Linked DNA regions of Mus musculus: all the other regions are linked to region 1. A link is a loop called in an ENCODE intact Hi-C map of the cell type or tissue named here. Cell type or tissue: left cerebral cortex. All regions are shown on one strand. Region 1 has its middle 110 kb from the start of Syt1. Region 2 holds the start of Syt1 (synaptotagmin I). Region 3 has its middle 23 kb from the start of Gm23041. Region 4 overlaps Syt1 (synaptotagmin I).

The links. Hi-C counts contacts between places; a loop is a spot of excess contacts. Peaks named below come from ENCODE experiments on the same cell type or tissue, not always from the same donor. Only the 100,000 strongest peaks of a DNase experiment are listed, where the experiment ranks them.
Region 2: a loop joins it to region 1, with 4 times the contacts of the local background. A loop is called at or near these places in 5 of 42 quality-filtered maps.
Region 3: it touches region 1 in a loop (2.3-fold over the local background); 2 of 42 quality-filtered maps call a loop at or near these places.
Region 4: it touches region 1 in a loop (4-fold over the local background); 5 of 42 quality-filtered maps call a loop at or near these places.

The regions. Positions count from the first base shown.
Region 1 is chr10:109,114,258-109,119,257 of GRCm38, forward strand. No RefSeq gene overlaps it. Among named protein-coding and RNA genes, the nearest start is that of Syt1, 110 kb to the left of the region's middle. In left cerebral cortex, no CTCF peak of the experiment used is centred here; a DNase peak (open chromatin) is centred at 3,088; H3K27ac peaks cover 1,793 bases.
Region 2 is chr10:109,009,766-109,014,765 of GRCm38, forward strand. It overlaps Syt1 (synaptotagmin I), which reads right to left and starts at 1,210. Exons shown (of 11, transcript NM_009306.3): 1 at 811-1,210. In left cerebral cortex, a CTCF peak has its summit at 1,902; DNase peaks (open chromatin) are centred at 515, 1,234 and 1,846; H3K4me3 peaks cover 2,413 bases; H3K27ac peaks cover 2,320 bases.
Region 3 is chr10:109,342,635-109,347,634 of GRCm38, forward strand. No RefSeq gene overlaps it. Among named protein-coding and RNA genes, the nearest start is that of Gm23041, 23 kb to the right of the region's middle. In left cerebral cortex, no CTCF peak of the experiment used is centred here; no DNase peak of the experiment used is centred here.
Region 4 is chr10:109,001,120-109,006,119 of GRCm38, forward strand. All of the region lies in intron 1 of Syt1 (synaptotagmin I), which reads right to left. Among named protein-coding and RNA genes, the nearest start is that of Syt1, 7.4 kb to the right of the region's middle. In left cerebral cortex, no CTCF peak of the experiment used is centred here; DNase peaks (open chromatin) are centred at 2,636, 2,966 and 4,558; H3K4me3 peaks cover 1,799 bases; H3K27ac peaks cover 2,932 bases.

The DNA of each region.
Region 1 (5,000 bases):
AGGGACATCCACTAAGAGACATTATACTGATACTGTGTATGTATCCTTGCTATTTTGTGATCAAAATGACAGCTGCCCTCTGCATTCTCCTCTCAAGCCATAGAACCATAGTGTAAAGTCTAGTCCCGTTTCCTCCTTTTAAAATTTCTTTATCATCTTGATTTTAATCTTCAGCCAGATCTTCATTACTAAAGCCATTCCCCTTCGTGGTCTGACTTTAGAGCCACTCATTTTCCTCAGTCACCCTACCTCCAACTTCAAACTGTATCTTTCCATTTCCTTAGGACTCTCCTTTTGATCTAGTCATGTTCTTGCTTTACTGTGATACTTAGTTTATTTGATCTTGTGTGAGTCCTGTAAGAAGGAAATACAGACACCAATGATTCTGTAATTATAATGGAGTCTGACATTCTATCTTCTCCTTTCATAGCTCTTGCCTGTATGCACTTATAATCCCTCAAAGCTGCTTGGGTGCATTTTCTTATGACACAGCTCAATTTCATCTTTTATTCTGTTGCATTTGATTACACCTGAACAAACCAGGGGGTCACTGAGGAGGTCCCTCTAATGGTGGCCTTTAAATTGTTATAGGCACTTATAATATTGGTTATATTATGTGCTTGCAATCCCTATCATGTGATGAAAATGACCAGATAGATTAGATTGACTGACCTGGATGAATATTCATTTTTATTCTATGACAGACATCTTTTGAACACCATAGATGAATCAAACCATTTTATTTATCACATACACAGATCTGGCTGTATTTTTGTAGGACAGAGCGTGGTGTGGTTTATAGACCTAGGAGGAAATGATTCCGGTATTTTAGTATTTTAGCAAAGTTTATGCTTCATATTTTTTTCTCCTAACTCAAAAACTTGTTCCACTCATTTGTTTCAGATGAACTAGCAGAGTGTAGGGTGGAAGTCTGTCACAGCCCTACAGAGGCACATGGCTAAGAGGTGACAGTGGCTTCTCTGCCAGAGAAGTTAGCTGTGAAACCTTGACTTCCTACTACTGTCTTTGATCTCTTTTACTTGGCAATACCCTGAGAGTTAAAGTAGCATTACGAATACCACATCAGTTCAAAGTGACAGGCCCACAGCACTTGTGTGGTTTCTGAACAGACCATATGTCAAGGCTGTAGAATACTTCTCATAGAATAAATTTTCGGGCATTTTGCTCTGTAAGGCTATTTCTAGGGAAATGGGGAGAAACTCATAACACTACTGAAACAAGTTGAAAGATGTGCAAAGGTACTTTCCCATGTTTAACTTAAAAACCAACCAACCAACCAACCAACCAACCAACCAACCAACCAACCAACTTTTTTATGTTCTGGGGCTTAATCCTGAGATTTGTGTAGGTTGGGTAAAAGCTAATCACTGAAGCACATTCTAGCCCTGAAAATAACCTTAGGAAATGATCAGTACACATATCTATAATATAATATCTATAATCACAATGGTAAATATGTATTAACATCCAGCACATGCATGCCTATAGATGTCTCACATATTGTATAAGCTTAAAGGAAAGAATGGAGGGTAGACTAATAGATCTCATTAAGTAAAATTACATTTTGAAGTGATCATATTTTCCACTTTTTTTTCCCAAAATAATTTCTGACAGCTTTTCTGTCTATACGCCCATTGATACTGTTTCTTGACATATAACTTTAAAAGACATATATTATTTCATACTTCGTTTGTATATGACTGTCATTTATAGTTAACAGTAGCTTTAATGTTTCATTAACTTCATTCATGTTATATTTAGTCCTTCAAAGGTAATAGTTATAATCTATTAACTCTACTAAGTGTGCATCATGTAGATGATATTCTGTCTGGGAAGCCATTGTCTTATACAGTATGAAGTAACAGAATAGTGCCTAACCTGATCCCCACACAGATCTTCCCAAAGGAAGTCAGCAGCACTCAGAAGTGTGTTTGTTCAAGCATGCTGAAGAGTTACTCTTGTTCATGCTATGGATTTTAAAATAATTTTTCTAAGTTGATGTATAAAGTTTATTAATCTTGGCTAACCATGATTTTCAAACTTTGAGGGACAAATGAAATGTCTTTATTAAAATTTATTTGTTATCCTCTTGAATCATACAACAGTAGAGATGCTCAGAGTATAAACTTAAAATCACAATGGTTGGTCTATGACATTTGAACACAAAGATCCAGTACACACACACACACACACACACACATGAATGCATGCACGTACGCATACACACACACATACACATTTTTCTGTGTTGTCAACAAAGTTTTGCTTCTTGACCATCACTTTCTTTATGCCTTTTGGTAAATGAGTAAGACTATCGGATATTACATGGCTTAGTTTCATTTCTTAAAGCTGTGATGGGTATTTTATTTAAGTCAATGCAAAAGAAAGATTTTATTTTGGGCTCACTTTTTGATGGAGTAATTTGTATCGTGTTACAGATAATACTGTGACATGGCTATGATCCAGCTTCTTCCTCAAAACAACAGAGGCAAAAGAATGCTGTCACTCAACCTGCTGCTTTCCTTTCCTTTTTCTTCAGCCCTGGACCCCTGTCCTTCAGATGGGGCTTCCTTCCCTCTTGTTACACATCACTGGAAGTTCCCTCATAGACACATTTGCAGGTAATTTCAAATCCACTGAAGTTGCTAAGGGTGAAAGCTCTTCATGTGTGAACCTGTGGCAAACACTTGGATAGTTAATCACCCGACTCTAGCACCTGGAAAAAATATCTGACAAAACTAATAGGGAAAGTTCTTTATTCAAATTATTACTCTATTGCCTAAATTGATGACAACTTGTAATTTTCTTTCTTGTAGCCCTCACTATAATTTGCTTCATTTAGTTCACAGGAAGGGAAAGTTATATTTTTCTGTGATCGCTGTGGCAACTTCAGAAGCTGCTTTTTCTGGGTTAAGCTTCGGATAATGTCAACCGAAAGGCGTGTTCTTAGCAAGAAGAATGCAAAAGGTTAATTTTATGTTTGATCATCTTTCCTTGTGACCACTTGGGTGATCTTGCTCAGAACATGCAGAGTACACAAAACTCACTCCTCCCACACATGCCAACCTGCCACAGTCTTGCTCTTTAAATGTTCCAATCCCTAAAATAGATGCTTCTAAAGACGAAGCCTGAAATTCAGGATTCACAGCTCTCAGTTTTCTTGAGGGAGAGAAATTTTTTGAAACAAGAAAAGTCACTCTATTTGCCTTTTCTGTATTTCATCACCACTGCTAGGCATTTTTTTTTTAATATTTTTAAATCTGTTTTTACAGTCCAGTCTTTCCTGGTCTGCTCTCTGACTGTTCCACATCCCATACCTCCTCTCCTCCATCTCCAAGAGGATGTCTCTGTCCTCCCACCCTACCAGACCTCCCGACTCCCTGGAGCCTCCAGTCTCTTGAGAGTTAGGTGCATCTTCTCTTACTGAGTCAAGCAAGACCCGGCAGTCCTCTGCTGCATCTTGAATTTATTTCCTTATTTCTAAGTTCTGATTTTCTTAAAGGAATAAGCCCAATTGATCTTCTGTAAGGATTAAGATGGTTCCTGAGGTTGTGACCATCTCAAGGATAGGAACATGTGTTTCACGTTGAAATATGGCTATATAATTCTTTTTGCTTAGAAGTCCTTGCTTTATAGCAGAGCAATGGTAGCCTCTCACTATCTAGTTCCCCTGCCTCTTGCCTGGGTTTGCAGGACTCCATGGGAGCCACTTTTTACCTTGTGCTGTATTTGTCTTCCCTATTGATAGCCTTGTGCAGACTACCTCCCTCCTCAAACGTTTAGTATTGCAGCATAGAGAAGGCATTTGCCAGGAATCTTTTCTGCCCTTCAGGCTAGGATAAGGGTTAATCCCATGCAGTCCCAGGATTCATTTGGATATAGTGCATTTAAATAGCTTTTGATATATTTCTCTCCCTCTACTGACTTATGTAAAAACAGAAAGTATGCCTAATTCACTTTAGGAATTTCCAGAAAGGGGTTTATAGTTGCCTCTGAATAAATGTTGAATAATGGCATTAACAGACATTTAAAATCTCTAAATATGATCCATGTAAGATGGTAAGTGAGGGTAACTATGTGTTGAGTGTAAAATTGGATTAATAAAGAATGAGATCGTCAAGTTACAGGGGAGTTCATACTGAGGGTAGGTCGCTGCCAAAAAAACAAAGAATTGAGCAGTTTCACTAGTAGGAAATTTTTGTTTGTTGCTAAAATTTTTTTGTTTTACTTGTTTTTGGAATAATTCAATATATAAAAATGTAGCTATCATTGTATATTATACGTATTATTATTTAAATCATGGATTGTACCACATTTTCCATGAATATTCACATTATGAATATTTTTATATTCTCAAGATAGAAATTTTATATTTAAAGATTTTATATTTATACTTGATAGTCCCATGACAGAATAATCTTTGTTCTCAAATGAGTAAATATTTATTAAATGGGTGAATGGAAAAGGAGAATGAATAGACTATTTTGTCTATTTGGTTTCAATATTTATCTGAATGTGGATAAAACCAGTAATTAGGACAAATAATTATAGTGATAATCAATTAATGAAAACATATCATATGATAAAAGAATTTTCAGATAAAATTTTCAACTATTTTTTTCTAATGCCTTCCTGACTGAAAAAGAAGAAAATGTGTCTGTGTATATAATAACTCTTGTCTGTCTGTTTTTCTATTTATCCATCTATCTATCTATCTATCTATCTATCTATCTATCTATCTATCTATCTACCTACCTACCTATCTCTATTATCTGCCAATCTGTCTATCATATCTATCTACAATTTATACATCTGTGTATCTATGTACCTGTCTATCATATCTATCTATCTATCAATCAATCAATCAATTTATTATCTGCCTATCATATCTTCTATCTATCTATCTATCTATCTATCTATCTATCTATCTATCCATCCATCCATCTATGTATCTACAGACACATGTAAATATTGCTTTG
Region 2 (5,000 bases), 100 kb before region 1:
TCCCATGTTATTACCCTCCCACTATAAAGGCTACCTGGGTAAATCTCGGGAGGGTGATGATCTAGTTTTAATTTTTACAAACTCAACAAGCCCTCAAAGTTCAGACAGTGACCCTGAGGTGCTATCCCAAACTGTCAGCCCCACAGGACAGATGCAAACAAGAAGATTCTGATAGCAGGCACAGGAGAGCAGCAGCAATTAAGCAGTTGAAAGTGGGTTGGAGTGTTGGGTTATTTTTGTTCCATTTGTAGCCTCTTGCAAGGAGGAGATGGATTCAAATTTGACACTTCCTTTCTGAGAGCAGAAGCTGGTCTCCTTGTCTACTCTCATTCAGTTTAATTCCCTGTGTGGTTTCATCCCTTCCTGGACTCATATTTTCACACGGGGTTGCAATCTATCCTCCCTCCAACAGAAAGAAATCTTTTTTCTCTTCTTCACTGCCCTTCTTCCCTGTAAGAAAGACAATCCTCCACCCCCCGTTGGGGGTGGGGGGCTGTACTGGCTTAGAATAGGAGGAGGGGGAGGAGAGAGGGGGCTGGGGGGTGGAGGACAGAGGAGAGAATGGAAGAAGCAAGAAGATGGGGGATGCCCAACATCAACTCCTGGTTCTGAATCACCAGCCCTGTGCAAAGTGCTTTCCCCGGAGATGCACTTGTGGTCTTGCATTTCTCACAATAGGCTTACGGGGGGATCCCTCCCTAGGTCTCCCATCGCCACAAATCAAGTGTACCTACGTCTCTTCGACAGATTGAAGCGCAGAGGTACCAAGGTACCACCGAGGTGGCCGCGCTGCCAGTGGGGCTGCCTTACCTGGAGCGAGGACCGACCGGGAGATGGTGCGAGTCTTGGTCCCCGCTGCTCTCACCGCGGACCGGTGCGAGGCACACGAGTACTCTCTCGCTGCCTCCGCTCTCAGAGGGGCAGCCTGCAACACAAAAGGGGTGTGTGGGTGTGGGTGTGGGTGAGGTTTTCTAGGGCCACCAGCTGGTCCCAGCTGGCCGCCCCCGCCCTGCACACACCCCTTCGGGGACCTGAGCCCCCTGTTGGGTGAGCAGGACCCTGGGGGCTTGCCCCGGTTACAGCCTCAAGTTGCCCACTGCTAACTGCGGATGCTGTCGCTGCAGGAGGAGGAGGAGGAAAGACACTGGGGGCTGAACTCGGTCAGAGCATCCCCACACTGCAGCTTCTCCAGGAATCCCTCCAGTGAGGAGGCGGCCGCCCATCATCTCCCGGCCCCGGCTCTTGATTGGTTCCAACCAAGGTACGCTGCTCAGAAGAGCCAATCAGAGAGCACTGATAATAGGTGGCTCCTCTCAGGCAACGGAGCCCAGCCCAGTACTGTTAGAGTCTCTCCATCCCCACAGCGGACAGGGACCTGAGGAGAGGGGTTTAGGAGAGTGGCGGGGGTGGGGTGAACTAAGAGGAGACCAGATCCCAAAGAGAAAACACTAAAAGATAATTTTCTAGACCCGGTGGGTAGACTCGGGAATGCCCTCAACCTGTTCAGTAAGCCATAAGCACTGGATAAGAAGCAAGCCTAATACAAAGCTTTTTTTTAACTTTCAATCAAAACCTGCCTTGATACTGAGCATGCCCAGATCTACACAGCATCCTAGGAGTTTCGATATGTGTGAGTTCTAGGTTGAAAAGGTGGGAGCTGGGACGCGAGAGAGGCAGAAGTTTGTCTTTGGCCATTTGACACCGCGGAGTTGTGGGGAAGCAGGACTACTGAGATAGAGGTGGTCCTTCTTGCTTTGGGAGACCAGTCACATCATTCCGTCTGAACTCGAGTGGGAAGCCAGGCTCCGATAATGTCAGGGCAGCTAGATGTCTAGAGACCGCCCAGGAAGGGTGTGGTGGACCAGAGCTGTATGCAAGGTCCATCCATAGGTGGGGCGGAGGAGCGAGGCTCCACCCAGCTGCAGCTGCTAGGCAATGGAGCGAGCGCCCAGGGAGTTTCCATGCAGCGACCAATAAGTTTGGAGACTTGGGTCAAGTGCGACCTTGCTAGGCACGCTTTTTCCACCTTCTTGGGCTTGTGCTCGCCCCCCCCCCCCCTGTCTCCGTCTCTCTTCACCCCTTGCCCGCCCGCACGGTGGGGGACTAAAGGGCTTTCTCCCTCCTCTTCCTAGCTGAACCCTTCTGCTCGGAAGTAAGAAGCTTTTCCCTCGTGAGAGCAGCCGTGACCTGATTGTCTCTAAGCTCCTGGGCAATTTATAGCTTGGTAATACCGAGAGATGCCAAACAGGGAGGCTGAGAGGCTTGGACGGGAGGGCAGGCTGGCTGGCCCTGGGGTGGAGTCTAGCTCCCAAGGGCAGGAGCCTTTTACTCCACAGGTGAAATGCTTTCTTGTCACTAACAGAGATTTTTTTTTTTCTTTCCCACTCGCTTGACCTTGCTCAGTGCCCTCAGAACCTCTTGTTTTGCTTGGAAATCTTAGCAGTTTTTGTAAAGTTGATCAATAGCCACAAATGAGCACTCCCCTAATTGGGCTCTTTATTTTCCTGACAGGATGATCCTGGCATCTCAGGTAAGGAAATAAATAGCGATCGCAATTCCCCAAACTCATCCACTTTGAACTGGAGTTTCATTAACACTGGTGTGCAAAGGTAACTGTAGAGAGAATTCAATTAACAGTAACACATTTCTTCAGGTTTGTAATTAAATCTCTTCTATTTATATAATGTTTAAGATTAAGATTCAGAATATATGCCCAAAGGTGGCCACTTTCACATAAATGTATCCTTCTGGGACATGAACCCTTTTGTTTTGGGCTTTGTTTGCATTATCAAGAATTTAGAATCAGAGGTAAACTAAGAAAATAATACACCTTCAACTTGTAACTTTATGTAATATGCACCTTCGGTTTTCCAAAAAAAGCCCCTAAACCTTATTTGAAAATAGTTTCATAGGTGAGAAGAGGAGATAACAGACATTGTAAGTTGATTTGAAATGTTTGGCCAAGGAGGGGAGAGGCCTGAAGAGAAGGGGGAGTGGAGTGGGTCAGAGTAAAAGCAGGTAGAAAAACTGAGTATTTGTCTTTATTCTCCAATGAAGATGAGTGCATGAGAGAAGCATTATAATATCCACCTAATGGAAATTTTTATTTTAAAAATATACATTGCTCTCTATTTAGTTTTTTTCCTAGTTTAAAAGCTACATATTTTTCCCAGTTACCAACAGCAACATGTAGAAAAAAGAAGAACACGTTAATGAATGGAATGGGAATATAGAATTTTTGAATTTCTGTTCCAAACCCTGGGTCTATCATCATTTTAGGCAATTTCGTTTTTTCTGTCCACATCATAGGCTACCCACAGTGTCCTTCAGTGGAAAGTATTCTAGGGGACATGGATATGTCAGAACTCCCCCACCCCACCCCTCAGTGTTTCTTGAAGAGGACAGCTGCCTATAATAAGAAATAGGCTTTGGGCATATTTCACTGTACTTAATTTTAGAATTAGTAGCATTTTTACTTATCAATATTAAGAAGATTATTTATATATACTGACTGGATACAAAGTAAGATTTTTTGTTGTTTTGTTTTGTTTTATTTTTGGGTTTTTTGTTTGTTTGTTTGTTTGTTTTGTTTTGGGACCAAAGTTTTTGATTCTCCTTTATATTTTCATATTGTTGTCAGCCATTTGGGAATTCATTCAAGACCTTGCCTGGTCCTATTTGGTTGGTACAGTATCAACATCATGTTTTTATAAGTGTGTGTGTGTGCCTGTCTGTCTGTGAAAGAACATATGCTTATGGAGGCCAAGGGATGACCGGGTTATTATCTTCAGGAAAACTTATTGTCTTTGGGAATGCCACCTGCCTTCTTTGACAGAGTCTCTTTGAGTTCTGTCTTAGTTGGAGTTTCATTGTTGTGAAGAAACATCATGATCAAGGCAGCTCTCATAAAGGAAAACATCTAATTGGGGCTGGGCTACAGTTTCAAAGGCTCAGTCCATTATCCGGAGCATGGCACCGTGTAGGCAGAAATACATTTTGATCTGAAGGCAACCAGCAGGAGACTGATTCTTCCACACTGGGTAGACCTTGAGAACTAGGAGCCCTCAAAGCCCACCTATGCAGTGACACACTTCTTCCAACAAGGCCATACCTATTCCAACAAGGCCACACCTCCTCATAGTGCCACTTCCCATGGGCCAAGCATATTCAAATCACCACAAATTGAAACTCAGCAATTAAGTTCTACTGGCTGGCCACTGAGCCTCACAGACCTTCTGCCTCTCTCTTCCCAGTGCTAAAATTACAAGTGCATGTAGCATTACACTTGGCTATTACATGGGAGCTAAGGACTGAACTCAGCTCCTCACACTTGTAAGAACTTGACTGAGCATCTTCTTAGTCCCAAGATATATTCTTATTGAAGACACTATGTATGAATTCTCATCTTCACATCACACCGTTGTTTGTTAAAAAGAAAGTTCAATAAATTTGACTCGTTCTTTTTCACTTTTACTAGCCTGCTTATAGCTACTTTCCTACTTAGGATTCCTATCTCTTTTACCATCAACCCAACTCCTTTCCTGAGTATATGGTATTGATTCGTTCCTTAATCACTTGTTATTTTCAGACCTGTGTTCTCCTTTGAATGTTTTGCTTCTATGCATAAACAAAGCCCTACTTTTATTAACTAAAAAAAAAATCTTTTTACACAACCCATGTCTCAATGTCAAAATTTCCTATTCCTTTATCATTGAACTTTTCTATTTCCTGTTTTAATGATTTCTTTGCCATTTTTTAGCTTACAAGATCAGAATAGAAACTAAACTGGACCGATTCACAGAGTACAGAGGTGTGTCTCATGGGAAGAGAGGGAATGAGGGAATTTGGAAACTAGAAATTCATTAGGCACAAACTCAGACAAGGATTTCTGTGGACCTCAGAAAATATTTGCATAAGAGAGATATAAATAAATTAACATTTTGGTGGAATATACATACATTGGGTGGATAGTACAGACATTTCTAGTTCATCAGAACTCT
Region 3 (5,000 bases), 230 kb after region 1:
TACTTCATAATACAATATGTCTTTATTTTAACTCTTGTTATACATATACATGCATTGAAATTGCTCTCTTTGTACATATACATGTTTTGAGATTACTAAATTTTCACTTTTGTTAACTGCTGTCCCAAGATCTTAGACTCTTCTTTCCTTGGAACACAGAAAGATTTAGTAAATATTTATTGAGAGAATACATACTCTACCTAATACTTACATGGTATCTTTTATCTGATTTTGTTTGTTTGTTTGTTTTGGTTTTTCGAGACAGGGTTTCTCTGAATAGCCCTAGCTGTCCTGGAACTTACTTTATAGGCCAGGCTAGCCTCGAACTGAGAAATCTGCCTGCCTCTGCCTCCCAATGCTGGGACTAAAGGTGTGTGCCACCACGCCCGGCCTTTTATCTGAATTTTATCTAATATAGAAAAAAGAGTCTCTTCTTTTAAAATGACTCGACATTTTTGACGAAGAGTCATAACAGCTTGCTCGCCCACCATTCCTTTTATGCATTTAGTATGTAAAAATATAGTTGATGTTGGACCGAATACATTTTACATAGCAATCCATTATCTCAAATTTCTTATGGTCTCATCTTCTACCTTCTCCCATCTACTAATCAGTAATTATTTAAAGTATCTGTTTTATTTTCTGTTTGGTGATTCCTTTCCTACATTATTTCTTGTATTAGAACACACATCATTTCTCATAATGACAGTCTTTTAAGAAAACCATTCATAGCCGGGTGTGTGGCACACGCCTTTAATCCTAGCACTTGGGAGGCAGAAGCAGGCAGATTTCTGAGTTTGAGGCCAGCCTGGTCTACAAAGTGAGTTCCAGAACAGACAGGGCTATACAGAGAAACCCTGTATTGAAAAACCAAAAAAAAAAAAAAGAATGAAAGAAAGAAAACCATTTATATGACTAGGGATTTCACAGTACTTTGGTATTTATTTCACTTATGTAAGAGAATATGCTGTAAGAAGAAAGATTAGCATATTCCAACTGTATAAATCCTTGAAACAGTCTTTCATGTATCAACATCTGACAGTTGAACTTGTTGAACATTCCAATTGACAACACTGAACTTTTTTATTAATTCAATATTTATTTTCAAGGAAAAAGTGAGTATGTGTCAAGGACTATATTAAATACTAGGGATGCTTAGGTAGGTCTTTTTATGGCTGTGTAAAACCCCTTGCTTATCTCTATTCATCCCCCAGAATAGACGCATGTAGGAGTAAGGTTCCTTGGGGCAAGGAACTAGGACTGCTAGCTTCCTACTAAAATCTGTTTATTTCCAGGAGTTGCGGTTGATCAAAAATGAATCAATGCCAGGTGAACCAAAAAATCTTCAGAAATATTTATGTATACACTTTAATAACAAGTTAGACTTTTTCCCACTAATCAGAATGGGAGAGTCTTAAAAAGAGTGGATAGGCCTTAGCTTTGCAGACTACCAAGGTATTATTCCTTGCCACTCATATTTGGTTGGCATACATACAACATCAGAATCACCTGAGAACTAACAAGAAATGCAGAGTCCAAGGTGATTACGAGCCTGTTAAACTGTAATGTGCATTTTCACAGAATCCCCAGGTGATTGCATGCCTATGAAAATTTTAGACACTGCTGTTCCTTCCTTGCATTGATTGAAACTTGTCCTGCAAACGGTTGAAGGTTGAAGTTCTTACCTCTCCCTTGATTACAATATGCCTTTGAGTGAAAGTAAAAACGAAAGAGTGAGAAGTAACATTTTCTTTTAGCTCAGAGGTGCCAGCACTGAGCATTGTAACACAATGTAGATGAATGAGGGTTTTAATGGAATGGTGACAGAGACAAGTGGCGAAGTCATTCAAAAGTTTTGCCACCTGTTGACATGATTGAAAATGCCTTCGAAGCAATTTAAAATCCTCATACAAGACTAATGTAACCTGCCAGTCAGGAGCCTTTTGAACACTTGTAACTAATTGATGTTCACCACTCCAGGCATCAAATGCAATTACTGTTCGACTTGGGATGTAATTTAACTTCAGGTTCACAATACTGGATGCAGAGAAAATTGCAAAGAGTAAAAGAAGGAAAAAGTCCACTTTGAAAGAGAGCATCTCTTGGTTCTAAACACACAAAACCCTGGCCCAGGCTGGCAGCAGAGGCCTGAATCATGGCGAACTGTAACAGAGATGAAATTCTATAATACTGGATATAAGTATGTAGAATAGCTCTGGGGATAGCTTGTAATGAAATAAATATTGGGTCTATATTTGAAGAAAATAGCTTAGGCCTTGTTTCTAAATGTGTTACCATAAGAGAAATACTTTGGGACCTATATTTCATTAGCTGCATAATCGGATGCTGAGTGTTCCCAGTGGACTTTATTAAGTGACCAGAGCTCAGATCCAGCAATACTGAGGATAATGTGAGACGGAGGATGATTTAGATATAAACACATCACAGTCAGAGGTGAGTTGATTGGACAGCTCATTATTCATTAGACTTAGCCCAGGATATTTTTTAGCTTGAAATTTAATTTTTCTCTAAATGGATTTTATTGCTGTAAAAATTGCAGCCCAAGTCATGTGAACAGCAAGCAAATCTGTTGTTTATTCTTCAATTTCCTAGCACTGCATCTACCGACAATAAGAATTTCTAGAATAATTGGATAGAATAGTGGTGGCTATGCTGCTTTTTAATGCTACCTCCAGTTGCCTCAAAAAAATATTATTTATATGATGCATAAATCACTTCCGCCCACAAATCACTTTACTTTTGAATCTCCAGGCAAGTGTGATTTAATGTTTTTTTTTCTGCTCCCTTTTTAAGAAAAATGAGCAAAACAAATACATATGTAATATTAAGACTCACTGCTGCCAAACTAGCAAGTAAATTTACTGACGCATGGCCTATTGATGTCATATGGAGGCTTTCAAATAGCGTGCGATTAGACATTATGATGCTTTTAAAGAATAGTTGGTCCAATTTTTGTGTTTAAAATGCAGGCACACATGACATTCATACAATGTGTAGATGCATGCGAGATTAGACTACAATAGTTTAGCTTTCGCAGCTAATTCTAGATACATCGATTTTACCGTGATGCAGATTGTCTATTTATGCAATAACTCAATTTTCCTTCCTCCTAGTTACATGACTAGAATGAATTTCCTGAAAAAAAATTTGAGTTAGAAATGTCTAGGTAACTGGGTTTTGTGCTAGAGAGAATGAAGATTTTATAAGCACTGATTCCTGAGTGACTGGCTGCACAGAAATATCTTCTATATAGCACACACAAATGTATTCTTTCACAAAGCCAACCATTATACTCCCTAGGGCCCATTTATTTATGAGAGTAAGATAACCTCTATGTTATTAAACTACTAGGACTTAAGCTTAATTGAGAGTATAGCCAAAACATTTCCTCTGATAAGATTAAACCTTGATCTCAGAAAATCTTTAAGAAAAGATTGTGAGGCTTGACTTCACCCCTTGCTTCATACATATCAAGTTTAATATGTAAGCAAATATAAACAAAAAGGAGGAAGAAAGAATAACTATGAGCAGAGATATGAACTTGCAAAGAAGCCAGTTCTTGTATAGTGGCACCAAGAGCAGTATGTATGTTGTTGACATCAGTAAGGATCAGTTTTATCCCTAACCCCCTCAGTCTGAATTATTACCAACTCTATCATCCGAGGACATCTTATCTGGTTGATATTCAGAGCTCTTCTCACACTTGCCTTCGTCTGTCCGCTCTGGCTCTGTTTCCCTTCTCAAATACAGCTTGCTCTGCTGCTTCAGCCTCATTACCCTGCTAATGATATTTGCTGTGGTCAGAGTAACGTATCACTGAGAAAAATTAAAGTGCAATCATTTTTATATACTCTTGAAGGGTGTCCTCCATCTTTTTGGTACATCTGCTTTTTCTGTGCCCAAGAAATAATTGAGTAAAAAAGCATGGCTGCTAAGATGAGAGCAGGCAAGCAAAGGATCAGAAAGAGGCAAGAAGGTTCAAGACAGTATCTCAGCTAAAGCCAGAATTTCACCAGATGATGAGAATCTGAGTTCACTCTGAAGAGAAATTATAGTAAACCTGTTTATGCCCTGACCGCATGCTAAGAAAACATGAGCATATAGGTAAAAACATTTTTAAATGTCCCATGAATTTAAGAGAGAGAGAAAGGGGGTATATATGGGAGTATTGGAAGGAAGTGGGCGATACTATGTAGTTATATTTTAATTTCAAAGTATAAAACAAAACTATAAGTTAAAGAAAAGAAAGAGAAGAAAGCAAAGGCAAAGTGGGCCCCTTTCCCCATTAGATGTCATAGACTCTATCTTAGGACAGTATGGTGAATAATGAGAAGAAAGATGGGACAAATTAAAAGTGGTCTATAATAATCCAGTGGGTGATATGTGCAACCTGTAGAGGCACCAGTAGTATCAATGAAAACTACACAGACTAGCTATTGTAGACTAGAGGATATAGTCAGGGATGAAATATGAAAGAGTCAGGTGACTATGTAAAATGTGTACGCCAAAGAAGAAAATGACAAGATCACTGAAGAGAGTGGGATGGAGTCACGGGAGCTTGTGATCCTCCCTTGAGTGGTATGCTGAGCAAATGAATAAATGAATAAATAAATAAATAAATAAATAAATAATAAAGTGATCAAAATGTTTGAAGCAATACAAGGAAAACTACCTAAGTTCAATATTACTGAACCTCATCAAGAACTTTCAAAAAACAGTGTATGTGTGTGTGTGGGTGGGGGGAGTGTGTGAAAAACATTGCCTCAAATGTTATGAGCAGACTATTAAGTTTCTTTGCCACAAGAGAAGAAGTTATTATTAGATCTTGAAAAGAAATAGAAAATTTCATGTGTACTTAGATATTTTAACAGCAAACTCCCAAATAAAATTGCCATCCTGTTTTGTTTAACACAGAAAATATCACATGTATGTTTATATTTCATTATACTTTTATACTATAGACAATGTGCATATAAATG
Region 4 (5,000 bases), 110 kb before region 1:
TTATCCACTATGGAACACCCTCTATTCTTTTTCATCTGCCATTTATATGTCCAAGGATAATAATATGTATTGCCACAGTGAACAGATGACTAAGAATTTACCCATGACATACTGCATCCTATAACCATGGGCAAGTTCCTTAAATGTTCCTTTCCATCATTCTCTTATTAAAAGATATGGACATATTATCAACCATATCAATGTTATTAAATAGGATTCAGAATTCAAACCATGTGGGAAAGTATTTGATATGTATGGAGAAATAAGACAGCGATGGCATTTTCCTCATCTAAGAGCCCCTACAAAGGTCTAGTCTATTCAAACAATTTTCCATTATTTCCATAATCCAACCTCAATGATAATTTCTATTTCCTTATATAAGAGAATCCATGATGCCAGTGATATTAATTCATATTGCAATGATCATGAGTTCTAGTGTTTCCTCCTAAATCTGGTCTTGAGGACAGAAGATGTCAGCAGAGAGACTTCACATGGGATTAATTTACAGTTAGGGTTTGGTTCTGATTTCTTGGGGAACATAGAAATAGGACTAGGAAGGGAAAGCACCAATAGGCTCAAGCGTTTCCTAACAGTGCTAGGTGAGGGGCAATGAGAAACTCTATCTGTGAGTGCCAAGGAGAGCAATGAGAGAGGGCATCAGGAAGCTATGGCCCAGCTAACGCTCCTACTATTCCAATCACGGTTCTTTGCATCCTTAAGGGTATCAGATACCTTAGAGCTATGGAATTTAGAAATAAGGAGGAAAATGGGATTCCTAATCTGACATCATCATAATACAGTGGTAACTAAAGGAAAACTGAGTTATGGCATAGGCTTTGAAATTCTTTTCAGTTTTTTTTTAATAGACTAAGAATGTGTGCTTGATTAATTTTTAAAAACGAACTTAATCCCCTCAAAATTAGCATAGCAGAAATAACAGAATATTAAAACATCCTCATCTTTTCAATAAGAAACAGACTTTGATTTAATGATTATAGATTTTGTTTGTTTGTGATCACCAAGAGCAAACTAAGTCTCTTATATAGGGAGGATTATGACACATTTGATTCTCATTATTAAGCACTAAGGCAATATAAATTAATAAACAAAAATATAAAAACATGCTAAGTATAATTGTAGCCACCCAAAGCAATCGCTTTTTATTTATTGCATCTGTAAAATGGAAAAATCTACTATAAAGATCTAATAGTGTAACACAAATATTTCCCTAATACAGAACTGTGTACCAATTAAGGTAAGAAGAAGGAATGCATTGCCAAGGGTAGCATGCAGAGCACTCCATGCTAAGTTATCACTTTTTGTTTTAGAGCGTAATTCTTCATTTTTCTCTGCAATCAGTTTGGGTCTAAAGATTATGCATAAGGAGGCCTAAATATGCAAATTATTAAAAATCAGTCAAGTCATGGCACATTCCACTAAGCATTGTCAATTATGTAAACAGATTAAGCACATGTTCATATATATATATATATATATATGCATACACATATGCATATATATGTTTTATGATGCTAATGTATACACATTACACGCTACATGTCTTGGTTGTTATAATGTACCCATGTTACATGACTTGGTTGTTGGAAAAACTGAACCAAGCTGGTAATGGAGATGATAGAATTAAGACAAAAAAGCCTTCTGGCTCCGCATCTCTAGGGACATATGTATGAAGTGTCAAAAAGAAAGAAAAGGTGTGTGTGGGGGGGGGGAATGATAAGGACAATGAAAAGAGAGAGCAGGAAGGAAAAGTTTGAGGGGGGAATTGGTCTTACAGGAAGGAAGAAGAAAGCAGAGAATTCACGGAGTAGTGACATAGCCAGAGAGCTGAAATAATAATATCGTCTACTCATGCAGTAAGCAGTAAAATGCTTCAATGGCTAAGTACAGGTAAAAAAGTCAGAATCCAGGAGAAATAAAAATGGTTCCTATGTGCTCAATATGTCCTTGATGACAGAATCTCAAAGGCATGGCAGGATTCATCTCCCTCCTTGTTCCTAGAGAAGTCAAGCTCTCTTCTACCATCAATATTTATTCTGTGTTTTTGAGGAGTTGCTCAGAAAGTATCTATGACTCCCTAGAGGGAAAAATCATCAAGATGACATAAAAAAAAATTAAACCTTAAAAAAAAAAGTGGTATAGTTTGGGCTTAGGGATATGCTGGTTTTCTTTTAAAATGTCACATTTTGATTGCTAGTCTTAGACATGTCTTGTAGTGATTTGCTTGACTTTTAAATTTTAACATAGTAATTTAAGCAAGACATTTAAAACAGATCCCTACAAGTTATGGCATGTGCGACTCATACAATGCCTGTATACAGAGAGGAAACTCACACGTTTTTATGCAGACAGCAGTCCTGCTTACATGTACATACTTTTAATCTAAAATCTGTGGTCTCATATTCTCAATATTTGTTAAAGTAGCATGGCGATGTGACTCTATTTATAGAAGAGATCCAAAATGTTCTAGAAATATGTTCTAATACCCAATGGCTGGCTTTATTCCTTCCTCAAATCTGATGAAAATGCCGGGGATTAGGCAGGAAGCCAGCCTGGTAAGCCAGGATCTGGCAGAAACACTATGTCAGAAACAAATTTCATCGCTTTGCTACCTAGCCTTTCTGGTGAGAAACTGTGTCAACTTTGCTTCTTAACAATGTTGCTAACTCAAAACCCAAAGTCTGGAGCTGTCTCACGGTGCCTGAATCCCTTGCTCTCCCACCTGGTCTTGCATCAAAGGCCATTAAACCATTTGTTTAAATAGCATTTCTGGATATGTCCCCCCCCCTCTCCCCCTTTCCTCAAAGATAAGCCACGAGGTAGTTCCTGTGCATCACCAACTTCACTGTATAGACTGTTGGAGGCCAGAACTGGGGAGAAATGACACTCAGTTTGCTCAAGAGTAGCAAACAATTCCTAATGCTCATTTCAGTTGTTATGCCCCGTTGCCCTGCTTCCTTGCTTGCTCATTGCCTGTGAAGTAAGTTGCATGCCCAGCTGCAGCTTCGTTTAAAAATATTTTCTAAGGATGCATCCTTAAAACAGCCTTGCTGTTCATGCTACTTCAACATAAACCCTAGGAATGCAGAAGAACAAGCATATATTACCACGTATCTATAAGCCAAAAGGGTGCAATGTTTTACCATTTAAAGGTCTTCACTACAGACATATTTGGGTTTGAGAAGGTAGGATTTGGAATTTGTTTCTGGGGCGGGGGCAAGGGTTGAGAGATGATTTCATGTAGCTCAGGCTAGCCTATTTAGCTAAGAATGGCATACGTCTTCTGATCCTCTTGCTTCAGTCTTCCAGCTACTGGGATTTCAGGTGTCTACCTCCATGCCTAACTTGGAACTCTTGTTTGGATAAGTCCTTCAGTATTATCCTCAGGTATTAAATAAAAATGCTCTAGCAACTCCTGGTTTAATGGCCTTGATGCTGGCTTACATAACCTGTGAAGAATTGAAAGAAATTCCTGAAGGAGAAGTTGTTTTATAAATGGCCTTCCACTTTATGTAAGCGACTGCACCGCACATCAAAGGGTTAATAGGAGTCTCCCACAGCTGTGTATGTTCTGAGTATTTCCATGTGTTTTTGCCTCCTTGTTGATGAAGGCATCTCAAAGTAGCAATTAATAAATGCAATTACCTGCTTCCTATCTAGGGTAGGCATGGGATCACAGGTAAGAAGGAAGAAATGAGCTTCAGGCAAAACAGGATGCTGTAATCTGCAGGGGCACCCAGGTAATTCATCAGAGGCTTGAAGTGGGGTTGTCTGATCCTTTCTCTGTTACCATGTCACTGAAATTATAGTCATGGTCAGGGAAAGTGAAGACAAAACACAGAGACAGTGGTTCTCATTTAAGCAATTCAGGGAAAGCATGTTTGACATTTAAAAAATCTTCAATTATATTTGTCTTCGAGTATGCAGTGCACATTTTATCCTTGATTAAGTAGCTGAATTGTTTAAGAGGGAAAATAAAATATTTAGTTCTCACAGAGAACAATATACAACGAGTTTCTCCCTATGGCAAAAATAATTATACAGATGCTGGACGTGTTAGAGTCATCCACTAAGCCATATTTCACAAATAATAGCAATAGGCTCACAAAGACAGTGAGGGCCCACTTCTGTACCCTACTAGATGGGATTTATCAGATATTTCCATCCAGAATTAAGTCAGTCCTGACAGAGGACCTTAGCTAAATGTCTTGTACATATCATTTGTGGTTTCAGTAGCATGCTGCTAACCTAGTGCATAGTAAGGAATGTTGTCTGACAGGGCTGCTAAGAAAGTTACTGAATTACATCTTTGGCAAATAATCTTGCCTGATTCTGATTTTGATTCTCTAAATAGCCATGCAGGACTTACAAAAGTGTCATCTCAGTGGTTACGGTATGAGGAATAAAGGGGGAGTTAAAGGCCATTCTCACTGCATGCAAAATTCTACATCTCTTGTTTAGCACAAACAGTTGAGAACTAGATGGTAATTTTTATCTTTGCCTGCGTCATAATTTTCTGGAGATCTGTTTTGGCATAGTGCCCCCCCCCCAGGCACCCAATCAGTACAACAACCGTGCTCTCTGCAGTTAAGACGGTTACAGAAATAATCACCACTCCCCCTTTATTCCTCATACCGTAACCACTGAGATGACACTTTTGTAAGTCCTGTGTGGCTATTTAGAGAATCAAAACCAAGTCAAAGAGAATTGGAACTGATCTCCGCAATTCAAACTTGAAGTAAAGATAAGTACAAAAATTACAGAGGTTGTTGTTTATGAGCTTTGAGTTTCACAGAGCGGTGGCCAGAAACTCATAACGGTATCAAAAATGTGCTTGTAACTCTAAATTAGTTTTTATCGTCTTTACTAAGTGTCTTAAGTATTGTTTTCAAATGAATGGAAACTGACTGTTATCTTAAAAGATCCCTTTGCTAAGAGTTTTGAAGGTTATATTTTGCAGTGCACAAACAAGACTTTCAGCA